Linked DNA regions of Mus musculus: region 2 is linked to region 1. The links are chromatin loops, found by intact Hi-C in ENCODE. Cell type or tissue: heart. All regions are shown on one strand.

Region 1 (5,000 bases):
TTTGTTCATTTATTGGCACAATTATATACACATATTAACAGACTGTGTAAGTCATTGCATATTGTGTGACTTTAACATTTGATCTACTTTGTGTCTTGTGGAGTATAGAAATGAGCCCAGAAATAGCTTTTTGCAGTGTATAAACTATTTAAAATTTTTGTGCTAAAATCTGTATTTTGAAATTTAAAAAGTATTATAAATTAACAAGTTAAAAGATTTTTTCCCTCTCTACTTGTGGTTCCTGGCATAGTGACTTATTTGCATGTTGGCTTGCTACACAGTCTTAGGGGTAATTTGGAAAAACCTCAAGCGTTCATATATGTCAAAAATCATGAAGAAAAATAATTATTTGTGAAGCTCAATAGAGAAATAAAATCTACTAGCTTTTAAGCCTTTGAAAGATAGATCTTATTGTCAAATGCACACAATGAGGTATATTGAGATTCACATGTAAATTCTTAATACATGCTAGTGCTTACCAACTGAGAAAGCAACTACACGTAGGACCCTGTAGGCCAGTTTAACCCCATAGGAAGTACCAGGTTGGTCCAAGTTTTAAGATTCCATGACCACAAAACTGAATGACTCAAGCTCCTCTCCTCACTGTACGGAAAACCACCATCCTGTGCTCAGAATTTATAACCTATCCCTTGCTTCTTTCTTGCCTTGGGCATCAAGAAATTTCCATCACTTACTCTATAAAACGATCTCTAACTTTGTAATTTGGTGAAGGAATAAAGGTAGCAAACTCAAGATTACAATATAAGGCTACATATCATCGCATTTTCAGAAAAATGCCTGCCAAACTCTCTTGGGCAAAATGATGAAGGCTTTTTGGAGAGTGCCCCATTCTCTGTACAGCCAGCATTGACACTGCCTGATAAAACAAGAAATATAGGACATAGAAAATTAGCACAGTTAGCTTAAGAAACTAGTAAGAAAAGCCATGCACTAGGCCTGAAAACACTAACCATCCCGGAGAATTCTTTTTAAAATTGAGTAATCAGTTTGCACAAAGGAAATCTGTAATGGTATTGGCGAGATTGTTGAAAAACAAAAGGTGTGCAGGAGGTGGCAGAGTTTCATGAGACACAATCTTCATCTCCATGACCATTAATTTAATAGCAATTTGGTCTTCAATTTTTAAATTTTTGTACATTTATATAATAAACTTCAGTCATTTTCACCCCTCTTCTGTTCCCTTTCATTCTCCTCCCCCTCACCTTTCTTCTCACCAAGTTTCTTCTTTTCTACTTTTGTTTCAACCCAGTGTGTATGGCCTGTTGAGTTTAATTAGTTTCTTGGCCAAGGGAGGGCAAGATATTGTCTACAGGGGCAGTGACTACATCACTAAAAGAAACTGCCACGCTTATCAAGGAGCCATTAACTGCCAACATATCCTCTTTGTCTTTAATCTTCAGATTATTCTTCGGTGGCTTTAAGGAACATCCACAGGTATGTTTCAAGGTGTTAGTTTTCACATGTGCTATGTAAAACATACCTGTTTTTATTCATTCGTTGTATTCTCTTTCCCCAAGTCCAATTTTGAAAAGTCTATTGTTGTTAGAGCTAGTCTAACCCTGAGTCAGAAGCCATCTCTCACTGAAGTGCCTCCTGTAACTGCCCAGTGTTGACAAGGAGCCAGTGACACCCATAACCTTCCAGATTCCCCTGGCTTTAATTTCTAATGCTCTCAGATTGCTGACTTTCATATTGTAGCCTCTGAAGTCACTGCTCCGTTGGCCTGGTTTCTCTTCAGGTTCCTGCAGAACATTCTTTGTAGGAGTGTCAGGCAAAAGAAAAGGACATTAAAATAAACATCCCAACAACACATCATCTATGAAACCCTTCTTTTATAGAGTCTGTCGTATTTTATATTTCTAGAACTTTACTGAGAAGTTTGTTGATATCTTAAAATCTCATATTTCAGACATTTCTTAAAAACACTACCAGTGACAGATCCTTTGCAGAGAACAATGATGTTTAGAATTGGAGATTACCTATAGCTTAAAAATGATCTTAAATTCTTATTTCCATATACGGATAACATTGACTGTTTATTTTCAGACTGAGAATTAAGGACCTTAATCCTCTAGTGAATAAGGTATAACCCTGAAACGTGTTCCAGTGCCCTTGTTAATCAGGATGTCCTACCCTGAGGACCTGTTCAATGCCTTGTCAAACAATAGACAGGCCACCAGAAGCCTGGTGTGGGCTCTGCAACCTGGGTGTGGTCCCTGGGCTGATTACTCGGCTGAGTAGCACACTCTGAAAATAGAAAGCCAGCCTAAGTCTGCTGGCTCTGGATTTTTATTGTTCAGTGGCTACAGGAAATCAACTCTGCCCTAATTTCCTACGTGATTCAGTAGGGTTAAATATGAGGGTACAGAGTCTCATGTGACTGACCTTTAATTACATCCTCAGGATAGACTGCCTGATGAAAACCTTTTTAGCAGAGGTGCAATGCCTGTCAGTGTCAGGGATGTGTATTTTTGCTTGTATTACTAGGAAAAGCTTATGTGTTCTAAAGCTGTGTTTTGTAGCATGAAGAATGTTCTTAAATTACAAACTATGTTGTTGAAAAATTTTAAGTGTGAAAAATGAAAAAATAAAACTATTCAAAGAAGCTATACCTAGTCATAGCCTAGTCATAGATGACTAACTTGAATAAAATATAATTTATTTCTATATTTTTACTTATATATAAAGTTCTTAAATTTTTAACAGATTTTCTGGAAGCTCCTATAGTGTTAGACATGGTCACTTCAATCTTTGCTTATAAATTTTATATATTTAACTAAGTTGGAAGTATTGCTTAATAAGAATGTAAAAAAATTATAAAACACAGCATGTATTTTCTAAGAAAAAACTGGTCATATTGACGGATGGATGCCACTAGCAACATGGCTGCCCCTGTGGAAAAGCAAACAAAATAAAAAATATCCAAGCCACGCCATCAGCTGCACAGCTCTTGAGCACAGCTGGAAATGCAAGGCAAGAACTGCCTGTGACATTTTCAGCTAACCCCCACAAAAATGGCAGTGTAGAGATGCAGTCATTCTGTCCTCCACTTAAACATAAGGGAATGACAGCTATCCATTCCAGTCCCAAAGTGTACACGTGGCAGGAATCACAGCTCATGTATACTGAACAACACATAGTTAGGGTACACCTAGTTCACTGTTTAATCCTGTTAAAATGTGGAATATATTTTTCTTGTGTGTATGTGTGTGTGTGTCTGTGTGTGTGTGTCTGTGTGTGTGTATGTGTATGTCTGTGTGTTTGTGTAAGGCTTCCAACTATCCATTACCCAGAAGTTCCAGAAGGTTTCACTAGGGTAAAATAAGAAAATATATAATAAAAAATAAACCACACACATACACACGATCACACAGAGTCATACATACATAGTCACACATGTACATACAGTTACACACATGTAGACGCATACCCATACAGTCACATAGACAGTAATAGAACACACAAAACACTCTCTGACAGAGTCATATACCTGCAGACACACACTCAAAGTAAGAAATATAGTCAAACTCTGACAGAGTCACACACATGAAGATACATACACAAAATCGCACACTCAGTCACACAATACAACACATTTACAGTCACATACTGACACAAGTCACATGCATGCAGATACACATAATAACACTTATACAATCACACTCAATACATATTTACACACATGAGGACTCACATATACCACACTCTGACACATAGTTACACAAATGAAGAAACACACTCACATACACACACAATCACACACAAGGTAGCACATTCATGGTTCTTATACATTATCACATACATGCTGTCACATACACACACAGTCTCACAAACCTAGTCATACTCTGATACACAGTTACACACATTAAGACACAAACACAGGAAATTTAAAGTCATACAGGCACACAGATAAACATATGTGAGTACATACACATGCACACACATACAAGTGTATATGCACAGGCACACACACACACACACACACACACACACAAGCACATGCAGACACATGCTCCTCTTTGCCAAGCATCGAGCCAGCTTTAGGATCGCCGGTTGTTCATTCAGTTATCTTTAGTTCTTTGAGATGCTGCAGATGTCCAAAGCAGCTAGGTCAGCAGAAGCGTTATCAATGGAAAATAAAACTCCTAGTGACTTCATTGAGATAAACTTTGCCATTGATACTAAGGCAAAGAAAAAACCTGTGGTTTTGCATACTCTTTGCTGACTTCTGTAAGAAATGTGATTTCTGCAGCAGTTTATAACAAGGACTCCGTGTTTGGGTTGGCTGGGATTTTTCTGTACTTTAAGTTCTCTGTTGATTACACCCTATTAGAAGGATTCGACTTAGATATTGCCAGTCAGGTTTCTCTTTTAAATGTCTGTCACATCCTCCAAATCTCCTGCTAGCCCCACTTTATCCTTAAAATGCCAAATCACATTAAAAGAACGTAAAGTGGCTTTACATATGTTTAACAAATTTCACAACGCTCATGGTTCTTCCGATATGAAAACTCTAAATTTGGAATGACAATTTTTTTTCCAAAATAAATGCAGTTAATAAAACAATGAGACATAAAAGGAAAACATCAATAAACAATAAGAATCGAAGTGGAAGAGGCCCACATTTTCTCTCGTCCTTGGATTGAACCCTTCCTGCAACACTTAGGAGTTCTGAGATTTTACATTTACACACAGTACACTGTCCCTCCACCTTTCGCTTCAAACAAAGCCCAGTGTGGACAAACATATACCAGCCTATCATTTATGATATTTATGTCATGAATCCTTTTAAAATCTAAAATTGTAGTAGAAATTTTAGCATTAAAAGATACAAAAAATACAATGGAGACCTAAAGAAACTAAGAGAGACTTAAAATAATCTTAAAGAACAGGTATGTTTTCTGACCTGCTCTAAGTCCCAGTTTACCTTCAGCTATGTTAGCCATAGACATATATAATAATTGCCTTAAAAGTTTGCA
Region 2 (5,000 bases), 110 kb after region 1:
CATGGCCCAACCAAATCAGTGGGAAAATTCTGACTTTTCCTGATTTCTTTCAGGAATCCACATGTCAATGTCTCAGCTTCAGCATGCAGGGCCTGCCCAGGCAATAACTGGCTGTTTCTTCAACTATGTGCAGACTTCTCCTATCCTTTGAAAGAAAGCTCCTTGGGCTTCATTGTTCACATAGTCCTGGAATTCTCTACTATATTACTTTTACCCATTGCTTTAAAGAAAGAAAAAGAGAATAAAGAAATCATTTAAAAAAAAATTAGTAAACACTTTTTTCATGAAATTTAATCACTTAAATAATCACCTTTTCAAACTCCCTGACTAGCACTGTCTGATAGTTCCACCTTCTTGACACAATCTACAAAGGGAAGTATCAGGAGAGAAAGACTTTGTCAGGACCACCCACCCACAACACAGGCTTGGAGCAAACTATCCCGAGCTACCTTCCAGAGCAGCTTCCGGGCTAGCTGAGGGGTTGCGGGGAAAGTCACATGACAGTCTGGGGCAGTCACATGACATTCTGGTTTTCATTTGCTTCACATGTGGTGGGATCACTCTCAGGAACATTGTTAACTTACACATTTATTTATTTTGCTCGCCATAAATTAAGCTGGAAGTGTCTCGGGAGCACTGTGAAGGACAAGGGATGGGCCACCCAACCGTTAGCTTTCCTTGCACCTCGGTGACTGGTTTCAATAGAGCCCTCATCACTGTATGTTCCATGGAGCTGAGGGACACGAATGCTCATTTTGGGAGGATACTATGCATGCAATGTAGACTCTCAGCAGTCATCAGATAAACACTGGATGTGTCAGGGTTATGCCCCCACTTCATAACGGAAAACGGTGTGTGCTGATGGAATGAACTTCAGTTATTTCTTTACATCACCGTCAAGCAGTTTTCTTAGCTTGCACACGGTGCAGGGCACCAAGTTTGCACATTCCATTTGATAAACATTCACACAGATGCATTCATGTCATCACCAGCCCAGTCAAGGCGTGTGGCATGTGGGTAGCCCCAGAATCCCCTTTGATCACGTTCACAGTTCATCTCCTAGCTTGTCCCAACTTCAGGTCAATGTTTACTTTCCACTTTTATAAATTAATTTGTCTGAAAGTTACTTTTAAATTTTTAAGGTAGAATCAGTTTTTTTCTGTTTGAGTAAATGCCTATTTCTTTATTCATCCATTCATTCATTTGAATTTTTGAGTATGCTTTTTTTCCCCCAACCCCTCACAAATCCTTCCCATCTCCCTGCCCACTGAACTTAATTTTATCCTTTCTTTCACACTCAAATAAATGAAAGCCAAAACAAATAACAAACAACAACAAAATAAGACCAAAAATTACCAAAAACAAAGCAAAACAAAAAGCCCACAAAATAACAGGTGGTGGGTTTTGCAACTCTTGGTCATGGGGGCCTGCCCTGCAGTGTGGCTGATATACTTTGTGACAATTCTTTGAAAAAAATCTTGATTTCCCTTTTCCAGGGGATTAAATTGCAAGTAACTTCTTGGTTAGGGGTAGTACTTGGAGTCCAATGTCTGGTCTGAAACTGAGCAGGTCTTGTGTGTGATGTCACAGTCTGTGTGATTGGCATCCGCCATCTCCGGCTCCTATGATCTTTCTGCCATTTCTGTTCTCCAGCCTGAAAGATAGTCATTTACACAGGAGATTCATGTACCAACAAGTAAAGGGAACTTGGATGTAATGCGCAAATCGTACAGGCGCCGGATGGGTAGGATGGGTAAGGGCTGCAGTGGTGAAATGGACTTGACAGAGAAAAGAATACTTTGTGCTTCCGCAGTTTTTGGGTGGGAAGCTGACTTTTTTTCCCCACAGTTTTTCTCTTCGGTCCTTTAATCTCCTATCGGGTTAAAACTGAGCAGCACCAACAACAAAATGTGACAGAGACCCTGTTGCCAATCTTGGCCTCTTTTCCTTTCAGGACAGAAACCAGGGAATAGATAGGCAGTCAGGAACCTTCTGAGATGTGCTCTCTGCTGGAAGGAGTTCCCAATGGGTCTGTGAGATCTAAGTGCACAAGCTGTGAGGACACTGGTGGCTGCTCCATGAGCAATATGAAGCCACAGTCCCATCTGTAATCTGACAGGGAGTTGTGGCCACAGGCTGAGACTGGAGTCCAGGCTGTTTGGGTGAAGGGGCCTGGCTGCCGGACGGACGTGGCCTGCAGAGTCTGGGCCGTGCACACATTCACACAAAAGAGGCCGGAAAGTGACAGGAGGAAGCTGTGCGTCACAGGGGACAGAGCGAGACCCTGCGGTGCCTGCCTAGCTCCAGGACAGACCCGCACTCTAGCCTAGAGCGCTCTGCCGCCAGCTCCGGGGCTTCCAATGAGACTCCTCCCGCTTCTAGGTGAGTTGGGCTGGGCTGGGAGGCTGCACCGCGCCCACCTGCGGGGAACCAGGGAAAGCGCTTTCTCACTAGCTGGGGTTCAAGTGTCAAGTGTGTCTGGCAAGGTCTCCAAAGGAAAACAGACGCAGGCTCTCACAGGATGTTTTTCTGCTCGGCCTTTCCACTCTCGACCTTGCAACCCACAGCTCAAGACTATTACCTTTTTTCTTCCTGGAGAAATCCCGAAAGTCCCCGAAGTCTCAGTTTTGACCTTTCTAGTGACCAGCCCCAAGAAACCTGGGAATCTAAGATGCAAATGCGTGAGAGAAAGTTCCTGACATTTTAAAGCTACAAAAACCTGGCTTTGGTGATGCACGGGGACAGATAATAAATCACTTCTCTGAAGGCAAATTAATTCAGGTTTAGGAAGTACATATAGTCTTATGTAGGGCTGGGATTTAGAATTGACAGTGTAGGAATTTCTTGGTACCAGATAAGGACACTTTTATCTAAGATAACTGTTTTCTGAACAATGGCTTTGTTATCCATCCCTGTTCCCTACCAAGCTCACACTTAAGAGGGCCTGGAACAAGACAGTGAAAAGAAACACTCTATGCCTTTGCTTATCGGTTCCTAACAGTCCCCAGAACACAGTTTTGTGCTGAGTACAATCTTACCATACCGTGTTGAATTGTTTAATTTCTCCAATGCAAGTTAACGTAAGAGACTTTTTTTTTTGTCGTAAAAAGAGCAGAATGACAATTGCCGAATAGCATGGAAGGGACCTGGTGCATTTCTTCTCCTGTATGTGACAAGTGACATCTTAAAAATAAACGATTTTGTCTTGAAGAGACCCAAGTGTTTAATTTACCCCGATTCTGGAGAGAAGGGTGACTCCCAGAGCCTGAGAAGTGAGCTGCTCTGCTGGGGGGCAACACCTTCTGAGGTAGCCGGTTCACCTCAGTGAAGAGGGATACAGAGTTTCCAGGACATGATGAGCTCATGGTTTTTATTATAAGTCTGGATTCTCCAGCATGTTTTAGTTTTACTAAAATTTACATGCTATATTCCGTAATCTGTAGGCTTGGTCATTTCTCTGTTGTGATTTAGCTAGGAGAGTCATTTGAGGGACTATTATAATTTATCTCTCTAAAGGCAAGGGAATAAGAGCGTTTGGGGGGTATTGGTCTATAGCACAAGGGTGGGACAGATGTCTGCTGTTTTTGACAAGGTCTATGTCTTGATTTTCCTCAGTGGGTTTCTCCACTTTGCTGAATTGTTCCTACACACAAAACTGCAGCAAGACAACGTGTCTCCCCAATGCCAAGTGCGAAGTGCACAATGGTGTGGAAGCCTGCTTCTGCAGCCAGGGGTACTCTGGGAATGGCGTCACGATTTGTGAAGGTAAGTAGTCTTGATCTCCTTTGATCTGCTTGTGAGACTCAGTTCTGCGGTGACTCCTTTCTGCTCTCCATAAATGAACTTGCTTCACCTTCACTCATAGGTTCAGCTGAATGTAAAGGTTAGTCAACCAGTCAGAGAGTGAACTTCTCTGCCAAATACTCAACCAGTCAGAGAGTGAACTTCTCTGCCAAAATGTATTTTGAGTATTGAAAACGATTACTCCGTCTCTTTGTTTGTTTGTTTGTTTGTTTTGGAATTTAAAGATTTCTCTTGCATTAAGCCAAAGTCCAGGCACAAAAAAGAGAGTTAATAGCCTGAAAGCACACCAAGGCCAGCCTCTATTGACTTCTTAGATGCTTTCTCTGGTCATTAACTGCCTAATTTCAAGTTAATGTTAAGGGTAGGAAATAGAGATTTGTTGTGGTGGTGCATATGTGAAATCAGAGCGCTTTGTAGAAGGAGAGACAGAAAGAAAGACTACAGATGTTCTGGCAGCCTGGGCAACATAGATCCTCTCAGAAAGAAAGACAAAAGGAGAGAGAGGTATAGAAAGGAAATAAAAGGATAGAGATGAGACAGTAAGGAGGACAAAGAGGGTTAGCAGTGTGGAGAGAAGGAAAGGAGGAAGAGGAGAGAAGGGAATTGAAAAATTGCTTTTTCTCTCTAAGTTATTCTGCCCATAGAATATATTGGAGGGGGCCAGATGAGAGGAGTCTTTGTAAGGTACAGTTCAAAGAATTGACACGACAGGATGAACTCCACCCAGCAATCAAATTGGGGTGGGTTCCAGCCTGCGATCATGTCAGCCAGGGTTTCTCCCTACCATCAAGACTCTGCCTCCATCCTGTACCTCATCATCCTCCAGAGAGGCCACTTTTAAGTAGACCATTAGTGCAACATTCTGTACAGAGAGATGGAGAAGAACAGAAAATGTTGCAAGTCATATAAATTAGTTTCAAATATAATTAAATCTAAGTTCACATTAGAGCTATGTGGTGTTACACGCCTAAATGTATTTAAGATCACATAGACTTTTTCTAATTAAGCTAGGATATTGTGCTTTGTTAATATTGCATGTTGTTGCTTATAGCATAAACAAGTTGCGTCCCGTGATTCAACTTGATAGGCTCTTAAAAAGATTAAATATGCCGGATATACTAAAACCCAAACCTCATCGTAATTAGTTTAATGCTTTAAACATGTACAGCAAAGATGCAGTTTGCTTAATGGTGCAT

The links. A loop is a pair of places that touch in the nucleus more often than their neighbours do. Peaks named below come from ENCODE experiments on the same cell type or tissue, not always from the same donor. Only the 100,000 strongest peaks of a DNase experiment are listed, where the experiment ranks them.
Region 2: it touches region 1 in a loop (4-fold over the local background); 6 of 42 quality-filtered maps call a loop at or near these places.

The regions. Positions count from the first base shown.
Region 1 is chr3:151,321,768-151,326,767 of GRCm38, forward strand. No RefSeq gene overlaps it. Among named protein-coding and RNA genes, the nearest start is that of 4930555A03Rik, 30 kb to the left of the region's middle. In heart, no CTCF peak of the experiment used is centred here; a DNase peak (open chromatin) is centred at 2,234.
Region 2 is chr3:151,435,623-151,440,622 of GRCm38, forward strand. It overlaps Adgrl4 (adhesion G protein-coupled receptor L4), which reads left to right and starts at 2,260. Exons shown (of 16, transcript NM_133222.3): 1 at 2,260-2,382; 2 at 3,616-3,765. The coding sequence starts at 2,361. In heart, a CTCF peak has its summit at 2,409; DNase peaks (open chromatin) are centred at 2,289 and 4,549; H3K4me3 peaks cover 1,002 bases; H3K27ac peaks cover 1,048 bases.